Regions from separate parts of the Mus musculus genome. Here all the other regions are linked to region 1. A link is a loop called in an ENCODE intact Hi-C map of the cell type or tissue named here. Cell type or tissue: heart. All regions are shown on one strand.

The links. Hi-C counts contacts between places; a loop is a spot of excess contacts. Peaks named below come from ENCODE experiments on the same cell type or tissue, not always from the same donor. Only the 100,000 strongest peaks of a DNase experiment are listed, where the experiment ranks them.
Region 2: it touches region 1 in a loop (2.3-fold over the local background); 3 of 42 quality-filtered maps call a loop at or near these places.
Region 3: it touches region 1 in a loop (7-fold over the local background); 5 of 42 quality-filtered maps call a loop at or near these places.

The regions. Positions count from the first base shown.
Region 1 is chr13:58,212,444-58,220,443 of GRCm38, forward strand. It overlaps Ubqln1 (ubiquilin 1), which reads right to left and starts at 3,210. Exons shown (of 11, transcript NM_026842.4): 1 at 2,841-3,210. The coding sequence starts at 2,993. It also overlaps the pseudogene Gm48432. In heart, a CTCF peak has its summit at 3,247; a DNase peak (open chromatin) is centred at 3,218; H3K4me3 peaks cover 2,887 bases; H3K27ac peaks cover 1,991 bases; H3K27me3 peaks cover 318 bases.
Region 2 is chr13:58,270,283-58,278,282 of GRCm38, forward strand. It overlaps Gkap1 (G kinase anchoring protein 1), which reads right to left and starts at 3,906. Exons shown (of 12, transcript NM_019832.4): 1 at 3,792-3,906. It overlaps Gm26555 (a long non-coding RNA gene), which reads left to right and starts at 4,569. Exons shown (of 8, transcript XR_873524.3): 1 at 4,569-8,000. In heart, no CTCF peak of the experiment used is centred here; a DNase peak (open chromatin) is centred at 4,189; H3K4me3 peaks cover 2,590 bases; H3K27ac peaks cover 1,829 bases; H3K27me3 peaks cover 331 bases.
Region 3 is chr13:58,125,122-58,133,121 of GRCm38, forward strand. Hnrnpa0 (heterogeneous nuclear ribonucleoprotein A0) reads right to left here and starts at 3,435. Exons shown (of 1, transcript NM_029872.1): 1 at 758-3,435. The coding sequence starts at 3,192. The coding sequence ends at 2,275. It overlaps Gm40964 (a long non-coding RNA gene), which reads left to right and starts at 5,634. Exons shown (of 4, transcript XR_001780964.2): 1 at 5,634-7,910. In heart, CTCF peaks have their summits at 1,214 (motif pointing right) and 4,062; DNase peaks (open chromatin) are centred at 2,780, 3,460, 3,850 and 4,930; H3K4me3 peaks cover 4,220 bases; H3K27ac peaks cover 3,440 bases.

The DNA of each region.
Region 1 (8,000 bases):
GATGTGGGGTGCACTGAGGATTCAACCCAGGGTCTCCTGAACCACATGCTCCATCGCTGACTTCAGCCCCAATCACAATTGCTATTAACCATTTGCAAGGATGTCTTACAGCCTTCAAATATTACTCAGCGACAAACTTTATAGCAAATTCCAAACCTAGTAAGTTCTATAAGGAAAATCTAACTTAAGAATGGCAGACCTTTTCTTGTGCTAAGAATAGAGCTTTACAAATGAGTACCTGAGGTCTGCTTTATCCAACTCTGGCACGTGTTTCTGAGTGCACTCCCCAGACTCAGCCAGCATTTGATGTGCTTTCAGTTGGTGGTGCAGGCTATGCTTTCAACTTTTATCACATTTTCTGCACCCACAGAAAACAACAGATAAAATTTTAAACATTAACCAACATTAGAATAAGTTACCTTAGGAAAGCCTTACTTTTATCCATTAAAGTCATTTTTAGTTACAGCATAGTAAAACATAATAAGCTTCCACAGAATTCATAATTCTAGTGTCACTATTACAAAAACAAAGAACCCACAAACCTATAGATGCCCACCTAAATAATTTTTCTATTTATAAAGCATTATTTCTAATGTCCAAAAATAAAATGTGGAAGCTGCCAGGAAGATGGAAAACTAAACTGGGACTCTCAGGAAGACTCAAGAGCTTCCTAATTTAATATGTCCACACATTCACTAAATAGTTACAATTAAAAAAACCAAAAACGGCCGGGCGTGGTGGCACACGCCTTTAATCTCAGCACTCGGGAGGTAGAGGCAGGCGGATTTCTAAGTTCGAGGCCAACCTGGTCTACAAAGTGAGTTCCAGGACAGCCAGGGCTATACAGAGAAACCCTGTCTCAAAAAAATGAAAACAACAAAAACAAGAAACCCTGCTCATACCAAATATTAACAAGGAGACAGAGGGACAGGAGCACACACCCATATGATGTTGACTGAACTGCAAAATAGTACACTTTTCAGGTTTCTTATAAAACTAAACAGAACTGGCAGGCCATGGTGGTGAATACCTTCAATACCAGCACTTGGGAGGCAGATGAGTTTGAAACCAGCCTGGTCTACACACTGAGAGTTCCAGGACAGCCGGAGTTACAGAGTGGAAACCTGTCTTTTAAACAAAACCAAAAACAAACAAACAAAAAACCCCAAAGATCTAAAGTGTAACCAGAGCTCTTCTAATACAGATAAAAAGCATATGGTCTCTAAAGGATTTATATGAGGCTGCTGTTCTCAAGAACTACAACCAGCTGAAAAAACCCTGGCAGATTATGGCACATTCATGGAAAGGCACTGAGCAGTTAAGTACTGAGCTGAGGACTTGGTTCAGTGGTAGACTGGAGGCTGTGCCTAGTATGCAGATCTCTGTGGTGGGAGGGGTACAGACCTTCTCAAGGATGAATCTCAAAAAAATATGCTGAGTGAGAGAAAGAAGAAAAAAAGCCTTATCCAAAAGACCACATTAGAGAGGACTCTGTTTATGCAAACTCAAACTCTGTTGGGAAAATAAAAATCTTCAGAGGTGACAAAAGCTCGACTGAAGAGAAAACGGAAGACGAAAAGTGTGCCGTCAACTGTAACAGACTTCAGCTGTCACGTGCTTGGCTGACACAGGTGTAGACGGGTCTGCAAAAACCAGCAAAGGCAACCATGTCCCATCATCGCACCTCAAACATAAGTGGAATACCATTTTTCAAAAAAAGTTGTTCTCAAGCCACTAACACCCATGCTGCTTGCCGACCTTATAAGGGTAATACTGATATTTACAACTTTAAAGTGTATTTTTAGAAATAAGAGATGCATGATGCAGAAAAGGCTGGAAAATGTCAATTGTGGGTGACATACAGACCTGCTGGGAATATAAAGAAGGTAAAATTTTTTATAGCAGCGTTAACAAACAATGGTAATGATCCAATCAACAAGAGTTTCTCTCAATGGTGCCACACACCCTCCTGCTTCAGAAAAACCCGACCTCACCTTTGGAACTAGATAAACCTTGAGAGAACTTAAAAGTACATTCCAGTGGTTGATACTTTGCTTCCTCGCATAAGACTGTTTACAATGTTTGATACTGTCAACAATTCAAGTGCCCTAGACTGTGTTGAAACATACATGATTGGTTCTCCCAAGGCTCTTAATTAACTGCAAGGCTTGTTTGCCTGAATAGACTTTAAAGCAATTACTTGATAAGAATTCCCCTTATCACCTACTGTGCTTTCTTGCAGGTTCCTTGCAACCAACTGCTAAGACCCAGCTAGGTGTCTGTCTCGTCTCCCTAAAGATCAAACAATAACCTATCCGATGACTGGCAGCTAAGCGATGACGGAAGTATTGTAACAGAAACAGCAAGTCGCCAATGAATCAAAGTCATTTACTTTTCTCCTTTCAGGCGTGAGCTATCACAATGCGACTGAAAACAAGTTCCACGTCATAATTTTTATATAGGAGGCTCGAAGATGGGAAGGAGTTCAGCATTCAAAACCGAGAACCAACCCTCCACGTGCTTCTCACTCCTAAATCTCCCCAATTAGCAGGCAGGTGAAACAATGACCCCCCACCCAGCCTGGCCAAAGGACGAGCGCCGCCCGCGCCCAGCCGCCCCGCAGCGCCCGGCCCTTTGTGAGAAGTGGGGGCCCGGGGCCCGGAGCTCGGCGGCCGCGGCGCAGCCCAGCCCAGGCCGCGCGGCTCGCCCGGCCCGGCCCCGCACAGCTCACGCAGCGGAACCCAGCGGGGTCCGACCGGAGCTGCCCGGGGCCGCCGCCCGGCCAGGCCGCCCTTCCCGCCCCGTCAGCGACGCGGCGGCTGCCCGGCCGGCGCCCTCACCTGCTGGACCGAGCTGTTCTCGGGCACGGCAAACTCCTCCTTCTCTTTAGGCGTCTTCACCGTGACCTTCATGATCTTGGGCTCTGCGGGGCCGCCGTCGGCCGCACTGTCCTGCGCGCCCGGTGGGCCGCCGCTCTCTGCGCTCTCGGCCATGGCGGTGACTCAGGCGAGCGCGACACTGCGGGCTGCGGCCGGGTCCGCGAGGCGTGACAGGCTGCGGGGCCGCCGAGGGTGCGTGGACGCGGGCTGCGGGTGCAGGCCCCGGGTGGGCGATCGGCTGCCGTGTGGACGCGGGGACTCTCCGCGTCGCCGCCGCTTCCTCCTCCCGCACCTCCCCCACGCTCGTCGCCGGCGCCGCGCAGGGCACTCTGGGTAACGCGCTGGTAGCCGCGCCGACTCCTGGCGGCCGGCCGCGCGAGGCACGCCGGGTAGCGCGTTGGCCAAGGAGCCGACTCATGCATGGCAGCGCTCGATCCTTTTCTAGCCGGCGGACGAAGCGCGGGCTCCTCAAGGTCGATGGAGTGCTGGGCATGGCGGGAGAACTTAACCCACTTCGCGTCTCCCGTTCTTCGTTGAAAGAAATGCAAACGGGGTTTCTGCCAGGCACCGTGATGGTGCGCTAAGATGACGTCACGGCCAGCGAAATTGCTAGAAACGTCTGGCCCATTGCTCACGGTCCCGGTATCCTCCCCACCTGGTCCCCGTGGGCGTCTGCTTATGAAATAGCGGCGAGCTACTTTATTTTAATAAGCGTAGTGTTGGTGCCCGGGTGGAAGGAGTTGCGATTGCCTTGTCTTGTGCTCGGGGCTTGAAAGCTAAACCCATGGAGAAAGGTCTTTAAAGGACCGCGAAACAGACGCCAGTGAGCAACCAATGCATCCACAGGTGCTCACTGTTTCAGTGAGGCCTGAGCTTCCCTCCCTGGAGTCAAACCGGTTTGGTCAGATAGGGCAACCCATATTGTCTGTCTTCCAAGCTGCGTGGGGGCAGAAACAGAATGCCTAGGACTGTCCGCCCAGCGGGTAGGAGTTAGCCTAGATGATGTGTGCCTTTTGTATTCTGTCCAATTAAGTTACTGTACACCTCGGGCTTGAGGTGGCATCAGAGATAATGGCTGAAAAAGTATTTTCGGCATAATGTAGGCACACATAAGTTATTTCACATATGGATCCCACGTCATTTATTCGTAAAGATAACGTGTAATACAGTCCAGCACTTTATATTAACCAGCATTGCACAAATGTGAACTCTTGACAGTGTACCGTGACCCAAATATGCAAAGGCATTCCATAGTTCTGCTCTTGGGCCATCGAACCCTGTTCTATGATTAACTGTGGTTGCATAAACACTTCTTAGCAGAGCTCTTTGAAATCTGGGTCAGAGTTTCAAAGTATAAAATGGCAATACGGCGTCACTTGATATCACTTACATTTCTGCCAGCATTGTTCAATCACAGGAAGAAGTTATAAGCGTTATGTCTAGGTGTGAGAAAATTGTTACTTGGGGTAGAAAGTTCCCCCCATTAGGCAAGCAAGGATTTTGGAATTTTCATATATATATATCTTTCCAACTTTATTAGTTCCCCTGTTGTATGGTTTCCCTCCATGCTGTATTCTCCCTAAGCACTAACCCAGGCTGCCTTCCATGATGAACCACCCCACACACACACCTTCCCCCTCTAACTTTCTGTTTTCACATCACATTCCCCTGAAAGTCTTCACTCCATTGTCCTTTAGAATCCCAATCTGTTCTGCTCTGATAAATAAATTAGTTGTAGATAACATCTACTGGTGTGTTTATAGAATACCCTTGTAATTGTCTATATTTTATTTCTGAAAATCTCTAATGTTTATGGCATGCTGTGAATAAGAATTCTTCCAGCCACTCAAGCAACTGCCATCTTGGTAGTTCAGCTGCACTTTCTTGGAAAAGGCTCCTTCCAGCTGGCCTTACAGACTACCACACCCCTTGCTGGAGGTAGGGAAGGTCACAAGACCCTCACCAGGGTATTCAGCCTTTCTCAACCACCTGTTGTTTACAATGCTTCCTTAATTGCAAGTAGCCGCAAAGAAGGTCTAGAGTAAATAGGTCAAAGTAGACTGGGGTTTGGAGAGAGAGAGAGGAGAGAGAGAAGAGAGATAGATTGATTCCATCTATGTGGCTGAGGCCCTCATCCTTGCTGCATAAAGACTTTCCTGGAGCACCCATGTCCCTTATGCTCTGTAAGGAAGTCCAATAAACTTGGGCTCTTCTAGTGAACTTTGGTGGAATCATGCTTTGGTTTGTTGTTGAGACTTTAGGAGAAGGAGTAGCCATTGCTTATGTTGTCCCCTGGGAAGGAATTTTAGCAACAAGGCATGGTTTATGAAGTTACTTTCCTCATTCATTGATCTAATCAGTTTTCTGGCAAGAAGCAACTTAAGGGAGGAAGGGTCATTTGAGCTCAGGATTTGAGGAAATAAAATAGTGTGGGAAACTTGGCATGGGAGCAGCCTGCTGCTGTGTTCGCAGGACTGTGAACCAAGACTTGGAAAGAGGAAATGCCTACACTCAAGTTCCTCCTCTTTGCTTTTTATTCAACCCAGGACCCAAGACCACTAGGATAGTACTGCCTAGACTCATGCTCGGTATTCCTCCCATCACTTCTCTCTAGAGAAACCTCTCAGGGAGGTATGGCCAACAATGAGCCTTAGGTGTATTTAGTCAGGTTGGCAATCACAATCAACCATCACAGGAAGATAAGATGTCATTAATTAACCTCCATGATATTAACCTCCATGACTGTCAGAATCAAATTATAAAGGACCCTTGGCAATGTGGATGGGGATTTTCTAGATAAAGGATCTCTAACTTTCTCCAAAGATAGGGGTCCAGTGGGCCCTGTCCAAAATATTCAGCAGGAATTGATTTGCTGATCTTTGGTTTAGATGTCTATTTGAATCTTTGGTGGCGGGGATGGGGTGGGGTTATTAAATGGTTGTTCTGGAAGCAATTATAAGGACATATTTCAGTTGTTCTACATTTAGTTGAATCCAAATCCCAAATACTGAATCAAAGATTGATGGATAGCATTTGCCAATTTCCTTGCAAATGTCCATTTTAAACTACCAACCGGAGGTCACCTGGGTCATAAAACACCTGAGATTTGACCATTCAGCTCTCAAAAGCTAGTCTGAGCCAGCTCCAACTAGATAGTGGCTCCCAACTTCAGTCTGTGCACTTGGGAGGTAGAGATAGGCAGATCTGTGATTTCAAGGGCAGTCTGGTGTACAGAACAAGTTTGAGTTCTAAGACAGCTTGGGGGGGGGGGGTTATTCAGAGAAACCTGTGTGCATGGAGTGGAGTGGGAGGGTGCAGGTAGCATTCCTTGACAGAATGAGTTAATCAAGAATTTATTGAGCTCTTCCTGTAAGCGGCCAGAGGTCACCTGCCAAGATGGTTCACTACTCTCTTGACCCAGAAAACCCCACAAAATCATGCAAATCAAGAGGGTCAAACCTTCTTGTTCACTTTAAGAACACCCGGGAAACTGCCCAGGCCATCAAGGGTATGCATATCCGAAAAGCCACCAAGTATCTGAAGGATGTCACTTTAAAGAAGCAATGTGTGCCATTCCGGCGGTATAATGATGGAGTCGGTAGGTGCGCCCAGGCCAAACAGTGGGGCTGGACACAGGGTCAGTGGCCAAAAAAAGAGTGCTGAATTTTTGCTGCACATGCTTAAAAATGCAGAGAGAGTAACGCTGAACTTAAAGGTTTAGACGTAGATTCTCTAGTCATTGAACGCATCCAGGTGAACAAAGCAACCTAAGATGCGCCGACGAACCTACAGAGCTCATGGCCGGATTAACCCATACTTGAGCTCCCCTGCCACACTGAGATGATCCTCACTGAGAAGGAACAGATCGTTCCAAAGCCAGAAGAGGAGGCTGCACAGAAGGAAAAGATATCCCAGAAGAAACTGAAGAAACAAAAACTCATGGCCCAGGAATAAATTCAGCATAAAATAAATGCAGATAAAGTTTTTAAAAAAAGAATTTATTGAGCACCATTTAGCAAGTTTATTCTAAGCCCATGTATAAGAATTAATATCCAGCACTTGGGAGGCAGAGGCAAGCGGATTTTTGAGTTCGAGGCCAACCTGGTCTACAGAGTGAGTTCCAAGACAGGCAGGGCTACACAGAGAAACCCTGTCTTGGAAAAAAAGTAACAAATACAATGTCATACGCATGTCAAATAGATGATAAAAGTCACATGGACATGTTGCTCCTTGTCCTGGATAGTTTTATGTCAATTTGACTGACTAGAGTTACCAGAGAAGAGGGAGGCTCTATTGAGAAAATGCCTCTGTAAGATTGGGCTGTGGGCATTTTCTTAATTAGTAATTGATGAGGGAGAGCCCAGCCCATTGTGGGTGGTGCCATCCCTAGGCTGGTATTCCCAGATTCTATAAGAATGCAGGTTGAGCAAGCCATGAAGAGCAAACCAGGAGGAAACAGCACTCTTCCATAGCCTTTGCATCAGTTCCTGTTTCCAGGGTCCTGCCCTGTTTGAATCCCTGTCCTGGCATCCTTAGATGATGAACAGTGATGTATAAGTATAAGCAAAATAAACCATATGCTTCCCCAAGTTGCTTATGGTCGTGGTGTTTCATCACAGCAATAGAACCCTAACTAGGGCACCCCCCCCCCCACTCTACAATCTGTATAAAATAAAGCCCAAGAGCTTCAGTAGAGGCAGGAGGATTAGAAGTTCCAGGCCATCCTCATCTACAGAGTTTGAGGCCTACCTCAAAACAAACAAAAACAAAACAAAACAAAAAAACCCACATTTTATTGAAAGTTTAGTTCCGAGTCTGTGTAATACTCCAGATAAACCTTAGAGTGTTTTCCTAGTCTGTAGTGTTGCCAAAATTCCATGATAAACTTACATTTAATTTTAGTAGTATTTCACACTCTTGCTTTTTATCTAACTGGGATTTACTTGGGTTTTGGGAACAGGCCTGAAAATATCCCCAGTATATCTTTCTGTGGCATTTTCTCCAAGCACAGTGCTGCTGATTATGGGAACACAACCTCCCATCTCACTGAAGTCGAAAGACTGGTTCTCCTGGAATCGAGGAACACAATGTAACTGCCCTGGGAGGTAGGCTCTGGCTCTG
Region 2 (8,000 bases), 58 kb after region 1:
ACAGTACCCCCATTTCACTTCAAAGAAGATGAGCATCTTAACCTGATGTGGAATTGCTTCAATGGAGGCAAGCTAACTACTGGGCGAAGAAAATGTCCATGTTTCACCTACAGACAAATCTGTTCAGAAAGGACAAATGGATGCAAGGAAGCAGACTGCCAGGCTCTGCAAAGACAGGGGGAGCAAGTCCTTCACAACTCCTGACAAGAAGTCTGTCAGCTATAGTGAGCCACAGATGACATGGGGGATCTGTCCAGGCAGGCTGCTGTCGGCCATTTCTTTTATCTTTGGAAGCTGCATCCCAGCATTGCCTGCACACTCGGGTAACATTCATTCCTTCTCAGGTCTCTGATGGGGCTGAAGGCTAGATAGTCACAGCCTTACTATATGCATAAATTGTTTAGGATTTAAGATGATGTTCCAGGTCTACAAGATGTTTTTAGGATGGTAGTACAAGTTAAGATAGAAAGTGATTTAGATATAGAACTTGAACTCACCAGACAGGATGGTAGAATACTTTATCTAAGTTGCCAAAAATAAATGGACTGGATATTATGAATGTAACTCTTATCGAATAGTTTTCATAATTCTTCCTAATGCATGCTGTTTATTATTATTTAAAAAGCCTTTTATTCGACAAAAAGGGGAATGTAGGCATCGTGTTTTTGTACACTGTGCAGTTTACCCTGCGTTATTTAAATGAAATGCTGATTTCTCTGCCCTCATGTCTTGTTTCAATCAAGACACAGCATTGCAATACTTATTCCAAGAATTCCTGTCTAAAGTTTGTGTAAACAGCTTTTACCATTGTCAATAAATACTGACCACCCAATGGCTGGACAGAGTAGACAACAGGGTAGGAAGTACATCAACCAGAGGAAGGAGAGGGGATAAAGAGATGCAGATCAGCCCAAGGAGGATGGAGGATTCAAAGCCATAAGGAAGGGGTCTGGAGAGAGATCATGGAAACATACCCGAAGCCCAAAAAGCCACATCAGTAATATTATGCATGTATCATGGGATGGGGTTGGGAGGTAGCCAGATTAGCATAAAAGTAAAAACTGATCATTTGACTGCTCAGCTACTGAAAACTAGTTTTAAATCAATATTGTTACTCTGTGTGGTTATTGGGGACTGGAATAAAGCAAAGAAATACAGCTGCTGGATTAATTTATGGCTATATTTTTATTAAAAAAGTAATTCACTTACATTCTACAGTGATTTCTCCCACTTTCCCTGTTCTGCGAGAAAACAGACTGCTCAGTGTTCACTTGTTCCTGGAGTCTGGAATGTCTGTCTCCTCCACTTAAAACTTCTCCGTTCTTCAAATTTAGCCCCATTGCAATTCTGATCTGCCTTCTCGTTAATGTTCCTGCACTTACACTTAATTCTGTTCTTCATGGACTCTTTCAACAGCTACCACTGTATCTAGCTCCCTACTGTCCTGATTTACAAAATGCTGAACAACACAGGTCTCTTCTTTGTATTCCCAAATATATATATATATATCAATCAAGGACTTGGCACAGATATCAGCCAGTTGTAATGGGCACATCTGCAGTCTCAGTACTGGAAGGGATAAGGCAGGAAGGTCATAGGTTCAAGGCTAAACTGGGCTACACAGTAAAAAACAGTCTCAGCAAAAAAAAAAAAAAAAAAAGAAGAAGAAACATTAATTAACATTATTAACATTAAATAAGTTAATCATGACCTCAAGCTTACTGACTGAGGCTTAATTACATTCTCCAATCACACAGTGCCATACCTAAGTGTGCACTGGAATCTGTGCTCTGAACTTGAACACTGAGGGTGGAGAGCACACACCATCTAACTAACAGCACCGTCACAACGAAGTGTTTCCACAACTCATCTTTTTCCCCCTAGGAATCTTGTTTTTGTAGGAAGCTTTGGATTTTGTGTCAAACTGCTGATTTTTAAAAGGTGAGGGTGTGAGATAAACTGTTGCTACTAAGGAACAGGCCAAGCTACGCCTAGCAAGATTTATAAATGAATGACCTGTTTTCTTGAGGCCTTGGTCTCTATGAAGGGCCACTGCCATCATGAGCACCTTCTTCTATGACATCAGTGTCGGGAAAGAATTGAGCCTGGGGGAACTTAAGTACATAATTTCAGCCCTTTAAAAAATGAACAGTAGTGACTGTGTCGATCAACACTATCAACCACCTAGCTTGATCCAAAACGGAACTATGCAATGTCAATGTCATCAGTTAATATGGCCATATGCTTTGAGAGGGCAGCTCTCTCACCATGTAGCCTGCACTGGAACCAAACTCTCAATCCTCCTGTCCCAGGCTCCTGAGTCTTGGGAATACAGGTGTACACCAGTTCGTGCAGCTAGAGAGGCCTTGGTGGACTCTAACAGATCAAACACAACAGACTGAGGACTTGCGACTCCAAGAGGCCCTGGGTTTGATGCCAAGCACTGTCCCTACGAATTACAAAATGAGAGGAAAAGGAATGGCCTGGTCTCCCTCATCTTCTTGGCTGCTTGACTGTCATTTTGACTTCTTAGAACTTAAGGTTACAGGGATCGAGGACCAACGGTCCTGAAACTTTTGCTTCCAACACACTTATCGAAAATGACATAAACTTAAAGGCATACCCGGAGCTCCACCACCCCCCCCCACCCCCCCCCCCCCCGCAACACACACACTGGTTAGGTGCAGCCTTCCTTTTCTAATCCGAAGCTCTCAACTTCTGTGGGTTGTGAACTCTTAGAAACAAAAACAAAAAGCAAACTGCAGACATGTACTAAGGAATTCAGTCATGAAGTGCAAAGGTGATTTTCACTTGCACACAACGTCCCTCTGATCCACGTGTAGGTTCTCGCTCTAGAGTGATTGCTAGAAGCCCCTAGGGTTAATATTAAACAGGTGTATTTCGATCTTTAGTGAAAAATCACATTAAAGAGGCTTAGACTAACCGATTTTAGTGGCATAAGCTAGTGTAGGGAAACCCCAGGCTTTCTAGGAAGATTCTCAATACAGCATTACCATCTTTCGGCAGTTTCTCCAGTATTTCTGGAGCTACAGCTTAACTTCATTCCCGTGACAGGCGGGCGCAAGCGCCTTCACATAAACAGACGAGGCTGAAGAACAATGCTTGTGTTTTTCCAGCGCCTCTGCCTCTCGCTAGAACTCTCCACCGACATCCCTTGAGAAATGTCGCCAGTGGAGGGAGCGGGGCAGACAATGGGATAAACTTTTGCCCCGACTGCTCCGCGTTTACAGACACCCCGAGGCTGGCACCCTACCGCTGCCACCGCCGCCGCCGCGCATAGCTGCTGGAAGCCCCGACAGCAGGGGCTTGTGCGAGAGCCTGCGCATCTACCTCGGGCTGCTGGGAGGGAGGGAGGGAAGGCGAGCGGCGAGCAGCCCCTCTCTCCTCCTTCGGGAACCGAAGCCAAATCTCACGCACGAGCAGTTCCGGGTGCTCCAAAACTTGTTCGCGAAGTACCCGGAGAAAGAGCGCGGCGGGCTGGGCGAGCCCCAGCCGCTGCCGAGACGCGGTGTCCAAGCCTGCAAGCGACACCGGCGTCGGGTGGGCGCCCCGGGGAGCCCCGAACGGGCGGCCGCACCTGCTGTCACTCCCGCGGCCGGCCGCGGCGGACCAGGCCTGCGGCCCGCACTCCCCCGCAGCCTCCGCGGCCCTCCCGCCGCCCGGCCCCGCTCGGCTCAGCCCCGCTCGGCTCCGCTCCGCTCCGCTCCCCGCCTCAGGCCGCACTCGGCCGCGTCCCCTCAGCCACGAGCTGCGAGGCTCCGTAGACTCACCGGGCCTCCCTCGCCGCGGTGCGGCCGCTCCCGTCTCCCCGCCGCTCCCGCGCTACCCCCGGGCGTTGGGCGCGGGCCGCGGGGCGTCCGCAGTAACGGGCCCGCGGAGGGCGGCGGCGCGCGGAGGGCGGGGCGGGGCGGGGCGGGGCGGACCCGCAAGCCTGGCGCCCGCCGTGGCCGGCCGGCGCGCGGGACTTCTTTGCCGAGGGTCGCAGCGCGGCGGACGCTGACGCCGAGGAGAGGTCCGCGGGGGACGGACTGCGGAGGACCAGAACCACCTGCTGGAGGAGCCGCGCTACGGGGGCCGCGCAGGGTCCAAACGGCTCGCGTAGGCGGCGGCTCCGCGGTCCTCGGGGTCGCGGAGCCGGGAAGGTGGGAGGCCTTCCGGGAGGAGGCTTAGGCCGCCGCGGGCGGCGCGCGGCGGGATCGCCAGGCTGTGGGGAGGCCCGGGGGCGGAGGCGGACCTCCAGTCGGCGAGGGAGGGCGGTGCTGCACGAGATGCAAACAGCCGGACGGCCTTGGGTTCCCGCGGGAGCACCTCCGGGGCCGCTTTAGTTTTGCAAAGTTAAGCGGCTTACCGGCAAACCCGTCCGCTACCGCCCAGCCGTGCGGGCTGCCCGGCGATGTCCCGCGCGAGTCACCGCCGCGGGTGTAGACGTGGGGGACACAGTGGGGAGCGAAGCAAAGAATCGCAGAAGACGCCAGATCACCCTAGGGCCCGGTGGAAAAAGAGAATGTTACTCGGGATCCGAGGACTGCGAGCATCTTTGGGGCAGCGCGAGGGAGGAGGCTTTTGGATTTGGCCTGGGAAGAGGTGGGGTTTTGCGGGGAGACCTCGGGGCCTTGGATGGAGGCCATTGGACGCTGCGTTCCACAATGAGATTGGAGGTGTTGACAAGTGGCAGAGACGACTGAAAAATGAGGGAGGGGGGCGGCGGTGGTGAGGGATGGCTGAGTTCCAAGAGTAAGGATTGATGTTTAAGGCAATATTTGATGTTTTAGGATTTAGAAGTTTGAAGGAAGAAATGAAGGCTTTTTTTGCTTTGTAACTCCTGCAGATGTTAGAGATTGAAAACTGGCAGTCCTGTGTAGACCAGGCAGACGGTAATAACAGATGAGCTATGGGGGGGCGGGGGGGGCGGTGAGGACACACGGCTATGAGCCCCCAACACTTGGCAAGCTGATCAGAAAGTGAGTCCAAGGCCGGTGGCTACACAGAAAGATTGATCCGGGGGTCGGGGCCAAGAGGATGGGGCAAGACAAGATAAAGGAAGGCAGGAAGAATTTTAAATGATTGAGAAGTGATGTGGAGGTGCATTCTACAGGATTTGAACATCTGATTGGGAAGGGAGAAATGAGGTCTTGAGACCCGGTTGCTTGTAAGAGGGAGCGTGAACACTTGGAAGAGGAGGATGCAGCTACTTACCGGTTTTCATAGGACTGGGGTTGAAGGCAGCTAAATAGGTGGCCATAAGCAGTTGAAGCAGTTCTAAAACAGCTGAAAGAACTGCACCTGGACAGTACACTGGGTGCTGGGGAATAGTTCAGTCGATAGCTTGAGTTCTAGCCCCAGAATAAATGTAAAAGCTCCCAGCGTGGTATATCAAGCTCTGGTCCCAAAGATTAGCGGGCAGAAACAGGTGGATCCCTCGGTCTTGTTAGCTACCCTCCCACTCTCCACAAAAAGATAGCACCTGACAAATGATAACCACACCCCCTCCCAGCATGTGCATGAACAACACACACAAGGATCGGAAACTCCTCAGCTTAGTAGCGTATTGCTATAAGAGAAGGGGGCAGACTCAGTCTAGAAATACATCATCATTAGAGTCTTGCTACCCCAAAGTTGACCACATGTGTGTCACCAGCAAGTTTGTCAGAAACGTGTGGATCTCGGGCCTAACACACACCTGCCCATTAGAATCTGCAACCTCAAAGAAATTCCAAGAGGTGACCCCATCAGATTTTGGGAAGCTCAGCTCTAGATGAGGAAAGTCAACAGAGGAGGGGAGGGTGGGCAGGGAGGAAGAGAGGGACACTTGGGTAAGGCACCACAGCAGGGGACTTCAGTCTCGTCAAAGCTGGGCCAGGGAGTGTGGGTCAGAACCACACACCGTGGAGGGTGCGGGAAAACCACGTGTGTGGGTTGTGACTGGCTGCCACGATCACAACAACCGTGTTTTCACTGAGGAGGGCTTTAGAGACTCTTACTTTCGGGCTCGGGGTTGCCTAGAGACAGTCCTAGCCCTGCTCACACACTCAGGGCATGTTGAAGTAAGTGGGTGGATTGATAGATCAAGAACAAAGTGTCCCCAGAGCAAGGTCAGCTAATCGTTTATCACAACTCGTGCCCCTGAACACAGACTCCTTTTCTCAGCCCCCGCGGGTTAATGCTCCTGTGCACTATTTCCCATAGAAGATGAGCAGGAACTGTGCCTGCCACTGCCAGGTAGGACCCTTTACCTCCTCCAGGTATCCCCCGGAATTGGCAGCACCCCAGCAACGGGCCTGGAGGAAGAGCTTCCCCTTCTGAAGGGAACAACGTGGATTTGCATGGACTCAGGCGTGGTAGGCTGGAAGGCCGAGGGAGGAAGGAGCATCTAGAAGTACCGTAAAGTTGGAGCGATGGCTCAGTGGTTGAGGGTATTTGCCACTCTTCAGAGGACCTGTGTGGGTCTGATTCGCAGCACCCCCATGATGGCTCACAAACACCTGTAGCTCCAGATCTTGTGGCCATGAGTGCGGTGCACAGATACCTGCAGGCAGGCATCTGCAAACATAAAATTGAACATATAGTAAGGCTTCTAAACTGGTGCATTTGACCGGGTTGTTTTTTTTTTTTTTTTTTTTTTTTTAGAACCTGGGTCCTATAGGGAATATCCTAAACACAGCACAGTTGAGTAGGGTGCACGTGAAAACGAATCTGTAGCTGTTAGTAATGCCAGGGTGCCGGAAGTGGGCCTGGGAAGGACTGAGTGCTGCACCTCAGATCCTGAGGGCTCCCAAGAGGTAAGTCTGGTAAAGGCTTGGTGCACAGCACCTCTGGGGGTAGCTTCAAAAGATGAGTGGACTCTGGACCCTACTTCAGTCTTTGTTGTTGTTGTTCCTTTCTGGCTGTGGAGTGAGCAGCTTAGGGCTTAGCTCCCTGCCACGGTGCTCCCCACAGGCCTCAAAGCAAAGCCAAACACCAGAGCACAGGAAACTTTGAGTGAGCTAGAACTAATCTCTCTTCAAAAGCTGACCACCACCCGCAGTGGTGCTTTAATCCCAGCACTAGGGAGGCAGAGGCAGGCAGATTTCTGAGTTCGAGGCCAACCTGGTCTACAGAGTGAGTTCCAGGACAGCCAGGGCTATACAGAGAAACCCTGTCTCGAAAAACCTAAATAAATAAATAAATAAATAAATAGAAGCTGACCACCTCAACTTCTGTTATGATAATAGCTGAGTACCGGTGAAGGACCACACGGTCCAAGGTCCTTGGAAGAGAGGAAAGGGTCAAAGAATTGAGAAGCAGAAAGGGCTTTGAAAGGAATAGCCTCGTTATATTGTTTGTATGTAGCCACGCACTGTCTTGGCTCACACCACACCACACCCAACAGTGGTCCATCTCCTAAGATGGAGTTGCAGGGTGCTGGCCAGGGAGGGGCAGATCCTGTACTTAGAGGAGGTGGAGGCAGGAGGATCATGAGTTTGCTGCCAGTCTAAGCTACAAAGAGAATTTGAGGCAATCGAGACTCTGTCTCAGAGAAGTAAAAATCCACGCAAACAACATCAGCCAGCTAAGGAAATGTTGTCTAATGACATCCGGCTGCCTTCGTCTGTGTTAGTGGCCTCTGCGCCATGCGGTGACTGAGTCAGCCCGCTGAGTGGCTTTCAGAACATATCCTTGTCACTATGAAATACCAGACTCTCCCATGCGTGTGACTATATAAAAGTTTCCCTTTGCTCCTAAAGCCCCCATGTTAAAGGCTTTGTTGTTAAGGCAGCGCTGGTGGCTTAAAGAGGTAGGGCCTGGGGGAAGGCCCTTAGGCCAATGGCAGCAGCTCCTGAAGGCGGTGGAATCCCAGACCTCCCCTTATTTAGTCTTGTCCTGGGCAATGAAGTGAGCTTTACTTGGTAAGTGCTCCTGTCCAAATGCAACGGGGCCTGCCAGTCAGCCAGCCAGTCAGGGACCTCCAAAACTGAGCCAAAATTAATATGTACTCTTTG
Region 3 (8,000 bases), 87 kb before region 1:
GATTCTCACAGGTGAACCAAGACATCAAGAAGCTCCACATGCCAGAGGCTGCTAGGGGAAACACAGTAAGTGCTTACAGAAACATTGTTTTCCTTTCCTACTATTCAAGTACATCCATCACTAAGGGTGAACACTGAGCTGTTAATGCACCAGGAACTGTTAGCTAAGTCACTATTACTAAAACTAGTCACCTCCCAATACCTACCAGCTCAGTCTTCATCCAAAATAACCGGGGAAAGTCTGAGGTAACATGTAATGAGTTTTAGGTCTTTTCCTGTATCCTAGAGGGACCCCCCCCCCCCACCAAAGCCTGCATTAGATCTTCAAGTGTAGTTTCAAGCAGGAATTTAAGGGAAGCAAGCAATTGTGAGCAAAGAACTTCATCCAACTTTTTTTCTTCCACAGCAAACACACCCCTATACAGTGTTAAATACATGACCCAAACATCAGCTATCACTCACTACACTTACCAAACTAGCCAAACATAAATCCTCTTACCTCTTTAAGAACCTTAGTACTTACAATATTTTGGCAAGAATCAGATCTTAGGAATTATTCAGTGACAACTTAAAATGTGGGGTTCCAACATTAAAATATTTTAAAAGGTAAAAAGAAAAATCTTTTCTGAAAAGCTTGATGCCATTAGGCTTTAGGCTTCCAAAATCCGAGTCAAATTTTTACCATCTCGTCAAACCCAGTAAGATAGCAGGTACTCTGAGCCCACCCACCAGGTTATACATACTCTCACTCAATCATGTAAGAATTGAATTCTTTATTTGTGATATCCATAAACGTTGCTATTCTATGTTTCTATCCAGGAAGGCATTTTCTTCTATTATCAGTTTTTGTTTTTTTTTTATAAACAACAACTTGAATTCTATTGCATGAAGGGCTACAAATACACGTTAACCAAGCAGAATACAGATATTTTGTTTTACAACTTGCACCTAAAACCCCAGTACACACAGCTGCTTCAGTAGCTACCGGAGCAGTTTGGGGCTACTGCCCAAGCTATGCATAGCAGTTTACATGTTCAAATCTCACGTAGAAAAAGTGACTGATGCGGGCTGTTAACTACACTCCCGGGAAGCCCGTCTCAGCTACAAGTAAATGTGGACCTTTCAAGTCTGCAGAATTCTGATGGCAAACTGCTAAATCTGATGAAATTGTCCTGAACAAGTAAGTTGGGTTTTTCTTAACCAACCGTCTTGCAGCTATACTGCCACTCTACCAGCAGATGGTGCTACATCCGTTGGACTTAAAAGAGGACAAAGTTCAGACTTAGGGAAGAAACGCTTTTTTTAAACCTGCTCTGAAAATACATTTAAAAAAAACTCATTTAGTGTTAGGGTAAAATAGAACCCTTATTTGTAACCATTCATTACAGACAAACCAATAAGGAAGAAACTAGGTCACCTAAAAAAGTTTTAAACAGTTTATATGAATGAGAACACATGCTTTAAACACAAACTATTTTTTTTAAACTACACAGTACATGTTTTGAAGTAAATTCTCATAGAAAGAACCAACCATGTCAAGATGATAAGCAAATCGCTTATTACAAAGAGATGGATGCACAGGACTAAACAGCCACATCCACCACTTCAGAAAGATTTTGTCTGTAAAAGGTAAATTCAACATCACTAACTGGGCAAACAGGAAGGGGAAAAAAAAAAAAAAAGAGCCCACAAGACCTCCTTTAAGCGTCTCGAAGTACACATCAAAACCTAACAAAAATATCCTTTAAAACGGTAAGGAGTGGATCCTAGGAAAAAAAAAATGTTAGACATGTACGGTCAAACACAATGATTTATTAAAAATAAAACGTAAAAATGATTTTTGTACATATGCTTCCAAATTCCAGGCATGGGATCCAAGTAGGTTTCATAGAAAACGCTGTAGCCAGGTATCAAGTCCTTACAACAAAGTAAACTACCCTCCCGCCCAACCCCCACCCAGGTGTTGCTACAGAATCAGCAAGTTCACTCCCGCCCGCCCACCCGCCCCCCCAAAAAACACAAATTAAAACAAGACATTTTTTTGCTAGTATAAAAACGACCAAGGTCCAAGTAATAATAAAAAAATAGAGTCCATCAATGACTGTAACACAAAAATGTGTGTGTGTGGGGCCGAGTCCACCTTCAGGGGGGGTAACGGGCAGGCAAGCGGGGGGTGTCGTGCCCCCCAGGGTGAGCGGCTTCCCCCGAGGGCACCTGGGGCGGGCGCGGAGGGCGACGATGGCCGCGCCCGCCGCCGGCATCCGGAACCCGGCTTCTAGAACGAGCCTCCGCCGTAGCCGCCGCCGTAGCCGCCTCTGTACGGTCCACTGTTGCTGCGGCCGCCCCAGCTGCCGCCGCCGCCGCCGCCTCCGCCGCTCTTCATCGGCCCGTACGAGGACTGGTGCTGGCTGTAGCTGCCGAAGCCGCCGAAGCCGTTGCCGTAGTCGCTGCCGCCGTATGAGCCGCCGCCGCCGCCACCGCCCCCGTAGGCGCCGTAGCCCCCGTAGCCGCCGTAGCTGTTGTAGCCGCCGCCGCCGCCACCGCCGCCCTTGGCCAGCCCGTTCTGGTCTCGGCCGCCGCCGCCGCCTCCGCCGCCGCGGCCCCGGCCTCCGCCGCGCCCGCCCCGGGCCGCCCGCGCACCCCCGCCGCCCGCGTGGATATCCTCCTTGGGCACCGCCTTCTTCACCTCCACGCGGTGGCCCTGGATCGGGTGGAACTTGACCACCGCGGCCTTGTCGGCCGCGTCGTGGCTCTGGAAGTAGACGAAGCCGAAGCCGCGCTTCTTGCCCGACTGCTTGTCGGCAATGATCTCCGCCTTCTCCACCGCGCCGAACTGCGAGAAGTGCTCGATCAGGTCGCCCTCCGCCACGTCGCCCTTGAGGCCGCCCACGAACAGCTTCTTCACCTTGGCGTGCGCCCCGGGCCGCGCCGAATCCTCCCGCGACACGGCGCGCTTCAGCTCCACCGTGTTGCCGTCCACCGCGTGCGGCGACGCGGCCATGGCGGCATCCGCCTCCTCCACGTTCGAGTAGGTCACGAAGCCGAAGCAGCGGGAGCGCTTCGTCTGGGGGTTCACCACCACCACGCAGTCCGTCAGCGTCCCGAAGGCCTCGAAGTGGCCGCGCAGCCCCGACTCACTCGTCTGCACATTGAGGCCGCCGATGAACAGCTTACAGAGCTGCGAGTTCTCCATGTCGGCCGCCCGGGCCCTGCCCCCGCCCTGCGCGCTCCGCCGCGTCGCCGTCGCCCGTTAGCGGTCGCCGAGGCCTCGTCCGAGCCCGGGCCCGGCCGCCGCCGCCACCGCCGGCGGGGAAGGGGCGGGAGGGGGAGGGAAGGGGCGCGCTGCCGGCCCGAGGGCGAGCCGAGGACGCTGGAACCCGACCGGGGCCGCCGCGGCCGCCACCTCCGCTCCCCTATCGGGACACCACACAAAGAGGCCGCTGAAGGCGCGCGCACCCTCCCCGCGCGGTGCGTCACAAGCGACGCCGGGACGCCGGCCAATCGCCTGGCCGCTCGCCTTGGTCCCGCCCACCGCGCCGCAGCGCCGCTCTCGGTCGCGGCCTCCCCGCCCTCCGCGGTTTCCCCACCACCCCGGTCCGGGCCTGGGGCTCCTCGGCGACCGCCGCTCCTTCCGCCTCCGCGCTCGCACTCGACGCGGGGCCGCGGGGCCGCGGGGCCCGGGAGACCGCCCGCCAGAGCCCTCCGCGCGTCTCCGTGGAGCGTTTCCTGGCGACCGCGCGGCTGTTCCCGCAGTCGTCCCTCCCTCCCTCCCCTCGCCGGATGCCCAGGCCCAGCTCCGCAGTGGCGTTCGCGCCAGCCCCTTGAGGGACGTGACCTGCCGGCCAATCAGCGGCTGCTCCTCAGACCCACTTCCGTTTTCCGCTGCCGCGGGACGGGCGCGCTCCTCTCGAGCACTGGCCCGGCGCCTCCCGTGCGGAACCCTCTGTCGCCCGCACGCTTCGTCCTCGCGGGAATTCTGGCCGTTCCCAACGGATCAGCCCGGGTGGCCCCCGCGCGGACTTTTTAAAAACTTGACTGTTGGGGGCCGGCCCGCACCCGGCGTCGGCTCCCCTAGGGGCGGCACAAAGATGGAGGGCCTCGGCCTGACCCCAAGGCGGTTATTGGCCGTTTACGGTGGGCTGGTGGCTCCATTAATCCAATGCGACTCTTGCCCCGTGCCACTCTGCCCGCCGAAGCAAGCCCATGAGAGGGAACACCACCAAAGCCCTTGAGACCGGGTAACCCAGACCAGGCCCGAGCCAGGCCTGCGGTAGCCGCTGGCGATGCTCCGCCCTGTGAACTCAGCAGCGAGCTCCTGCGGACATGTTCCTTGCGAGCCACGCAGGATTTATTCGGCCCCATCCTTACACTGCTAGCCTTGAGCCAGGCTGACCTCGAACTCCCAAGCACTAGATTATAAGCATGCCCTATGAGATTTCCTATTTTTATTGCCTTCTCACCGCCATCCCAACTGTGGTTTGGGAATTAAACCCAGGGGACTTAACTAGAGTTGGAGCAGTGTCCCCCGACACGTCCTATCCCCATTCTGTCCCGTTACTTCTCATCTCCCTCATCTGGTGCACCCCTGTGACCTGCAGCCAGCAGCTTCTACTGGGCTGCCAGCTTCGTGAATATGAACAGCCATTTTGCCAACTTTATCCATATAACTAGATTTTAAAAAAAAACTGTCAGGGACTGTGCTTAGTGTTCACGGATAAGATCTCAATTTCTACAGTGTCTTAGGGTTGTAGAAATAAGGCAAGCTGGGAAGGAACGGCCTTATTTGGTTTACATTTCCAGATCATAGTCCATCACTGGAGGAAGTCAGGACAGGAACTCAAACAGGACTGGAACCTGGAGGCAAGAGCTGATAGAGGCTGTGGAGGGGTGCTGCTTGCTAGCTTCTAGCTTCACAGGGCTTGCTTCTCCGACTGCTTTAGTATAGCACACAGGATCATAAAGGATGGCCCTCACCACCCACAATGAGCTAGGCCCTGCCCCACTGATCACCAATTGAGAAAATGCCCTCCAGCTGAATCTCATGGCATTTCCTCAACTGAAGTCCTGTTCTCTCTGATGACTCTACCTTCTGTCAAGTTGATACACATAACCAGCCAGTGCATACAAGAGAAATGTGGGTTGGTTGGTTGGTTTTTCCATTTTAAAATGAACTACATGACTGAAGAGATGGCTCAGTAGTTAACAGCACTTGCAGCTTCCAGGGGACCTGAGTTCTGGTCAGTTCCCAGCACCCAGGTCAGGGCTTCGGTCTAACTGAAGCTCTGGCCTCCACGGGCACCTGCATTCATGTGCACATGCAGACACACACACACCTACACATAATTTTTAAAACATTTTAATTTTTTTAAGATTTATTTTATGTGAGTATACTGTAGATATCTTCAGACACACCAGAAGAGGGTATCAGGTCTTACTACAGATGGTTGTGAGCTACCATGTGATTACTGGAAATTGAACTCAGGACCTCTGGAAGAGCAGTCAGTTTGTTTTTTTGTTTTTTTTTTGTTTTTTTTTTTGTTTTTGTTTTTTTTTTTTTTTTTTTTTTTTTTTTTTTTGGTTTGGTTTGGCTTGGTTTTTGGTTTTTGGTTTTTCAAGACAGGGTTTCTCTGTGTAGCCCTGGCTGTCCTGGAGCTCACTCTGTAGACCAGGCTGGCTTTGAACTCAGAAATCCTCCTGCCTCTGCCTCCCAAGTGCTGGGATTAAAGGCGTGTGCCACCACTGCCCAGGTAGCAGTCAGTATTCTTAACCGCTGAGCCATTTCTCCAGCCCATAAAGTAGTTTTTAAGACAGTAACTTCATTGCCCCATTGCATGCCAGGATTTGATACATGCAGCAGGGTGGGGTGGAGTGTGCTTCACATGAACACCAGAGGGCTAAAATATTAGCTCAGCAAACAGAAAGCTGGAGGGAAGGAGCTATTTTGGTGTATGTATGGAGTTACAGAAGATTAAGAGCCTCCATGGGGGTGCTGGGAATCAAGCCCAGGTCTTCTGCAAGAGCAGCTGTTAAGTTCTGAGTCATTTCACCAGCTCAGGTCTTTATTGACTTTGTTTTTTGACAATTCATGATTATTCTCTCCCATCTCTGTCAACCCAGCTCTTCCTTATCCATTCCTTCATCGGATTCATAACTTTGTGACCGTTTAGTTTGACAGGGGCTATATTTTGACTATTGGGTTGGATCTATGCACTGGAGCCTGGTGAGGCCGCCTGTGGGAACACAAAGGCAGCAGCCCCCATTCTTGAATATGTCAGTGGCAAATAGGCCAAAAGTGAGGGTAGGAACCCGAGAGTCCCTACATCACCCATGCCTCACTGTGGATCTGCTCATTGTTGGACAGACCTCATGCAGGCATCCATAGCTGCTGTCAGTTGTGATTACAACAGCTGTGTCTGGACACACATACACACAAATCCTAAGCCTTAGAGGGCAGTATACCAGACTCCCTATTACAGTGCTTCAGTAAACTCTATTTTCTCCTACACCAGAAGGGCCTTTCTTCCCCTTGAGGTCTAGAAAGGGTTAAAGTAAGGTGGATGCTCAGGCCCACGTGCTGTGTCAGCTGAGAGACACTCCCATGCCACCTGCCTTGCTATTACAATATTAGACCACTAAAGTTCCATTCTAGTGATCTTTTCTTACCTTCATCTAGTTGTGCAGCTGACCTGGTAACAGGATGAAAGAAGCAGCAAGCAGCAGTGACACCCCAGGAATTAGCCCGCCGCCACCAGCTGCTTGACAGCTGAAGCAGTAGCACCTGCAATGTTAGGAGTGGCCAGCGGGGTGGAGTGGGGGTAGTGAGAGAGAAAGGTTGAGAATGAAGAAGGAAAGGTTGTCAATAGCCACAGGAAGTGCCAGCTCTGGTCACCAGAAGAGTTCCACAGCATTATCAAGCCTTCAGGGCCAACAGGTGAAACACTGGGTGCTGTGAAAGGCTGAGGGGACACCACGCCCTCAGCCCACGTAGAGCTGTAGAACTCAAGTGGTCTAAAGGTTCCTAAAATCTGAGGCCTACAAGGAGCCTGAGCCTGGAAGGTGCCACCCACTGTGCCTCCCACCCCCTGCTGCCCAGGCTTCTCCTCAGCTACTTAAAATTCCCATACAGTGCAGTGCAGAAGGACCCTCTAGCCAGCTAGTCAAAGGTGGTATAGGTGATCCTCCAGCAACAATCCTGTATGTCAAAGCTGGGCTTCTTCATACTCTACTAACCAAAACTAGCGTCAAATGCAAGGAGACAAACCCAGAAGATAAAGGAGCTTTCATATCAACCAGATTGTCTACCATTGAGATCCTAACAGATACAAGATGATCCGCAAGATGATCCGCTGGTCTCTGCTTATGTCTTGCAGATGTTCACTGGAATCTTACTGAACGCCTTAGACCAGAGGTTCTCAACATGTGGGTCATGATCCACTCCAGGGTCACCTAAGCCACTGGAAAACATGAGTCACAAGAATACCAAAATTACAGTTATGAAGTAGCAACAAAAGTAATTTTATGGTTTGGGGGTCACCACAACACGAGGAGCTGCATTAAAGGGCAGCAGCATTGGGAAGGCTGAGAACCATTGCCTTAGACTAAGACTGACACTTGCCTGGCTGAATCTTTACAAGGGCCAGAAAGGTTTTGTTGGGTAGCAATCTCCTCTGAGATAAAACCTTCCAACTTTGAGGGAAGCTCCTTAAGACACCGGGGGAGCATTCTGTCCTTCAGGGAAGCGACTTTAACTCAGAAAACAGTAACAACAGTAACTGCAGGAAGTCCCTGAAATCCACCAGATTCACCAGGCTCCTCTCCCCCCTGAGGACCTCTAAGAAATAAGTTCTATAGAGAAAAGTTCTCAGGCCAGTGGAGCTGCTTGGAAGACATGTCTCCACCGCTGCCTGCAAGGTGTGTGGTGAGGTACAGGTTCCCAGCTTCCCTGAGCTGTCACCCACTCTGGGGTGGGCATCTTGGTGATGAAGCTGTCTTTAAGGCAAC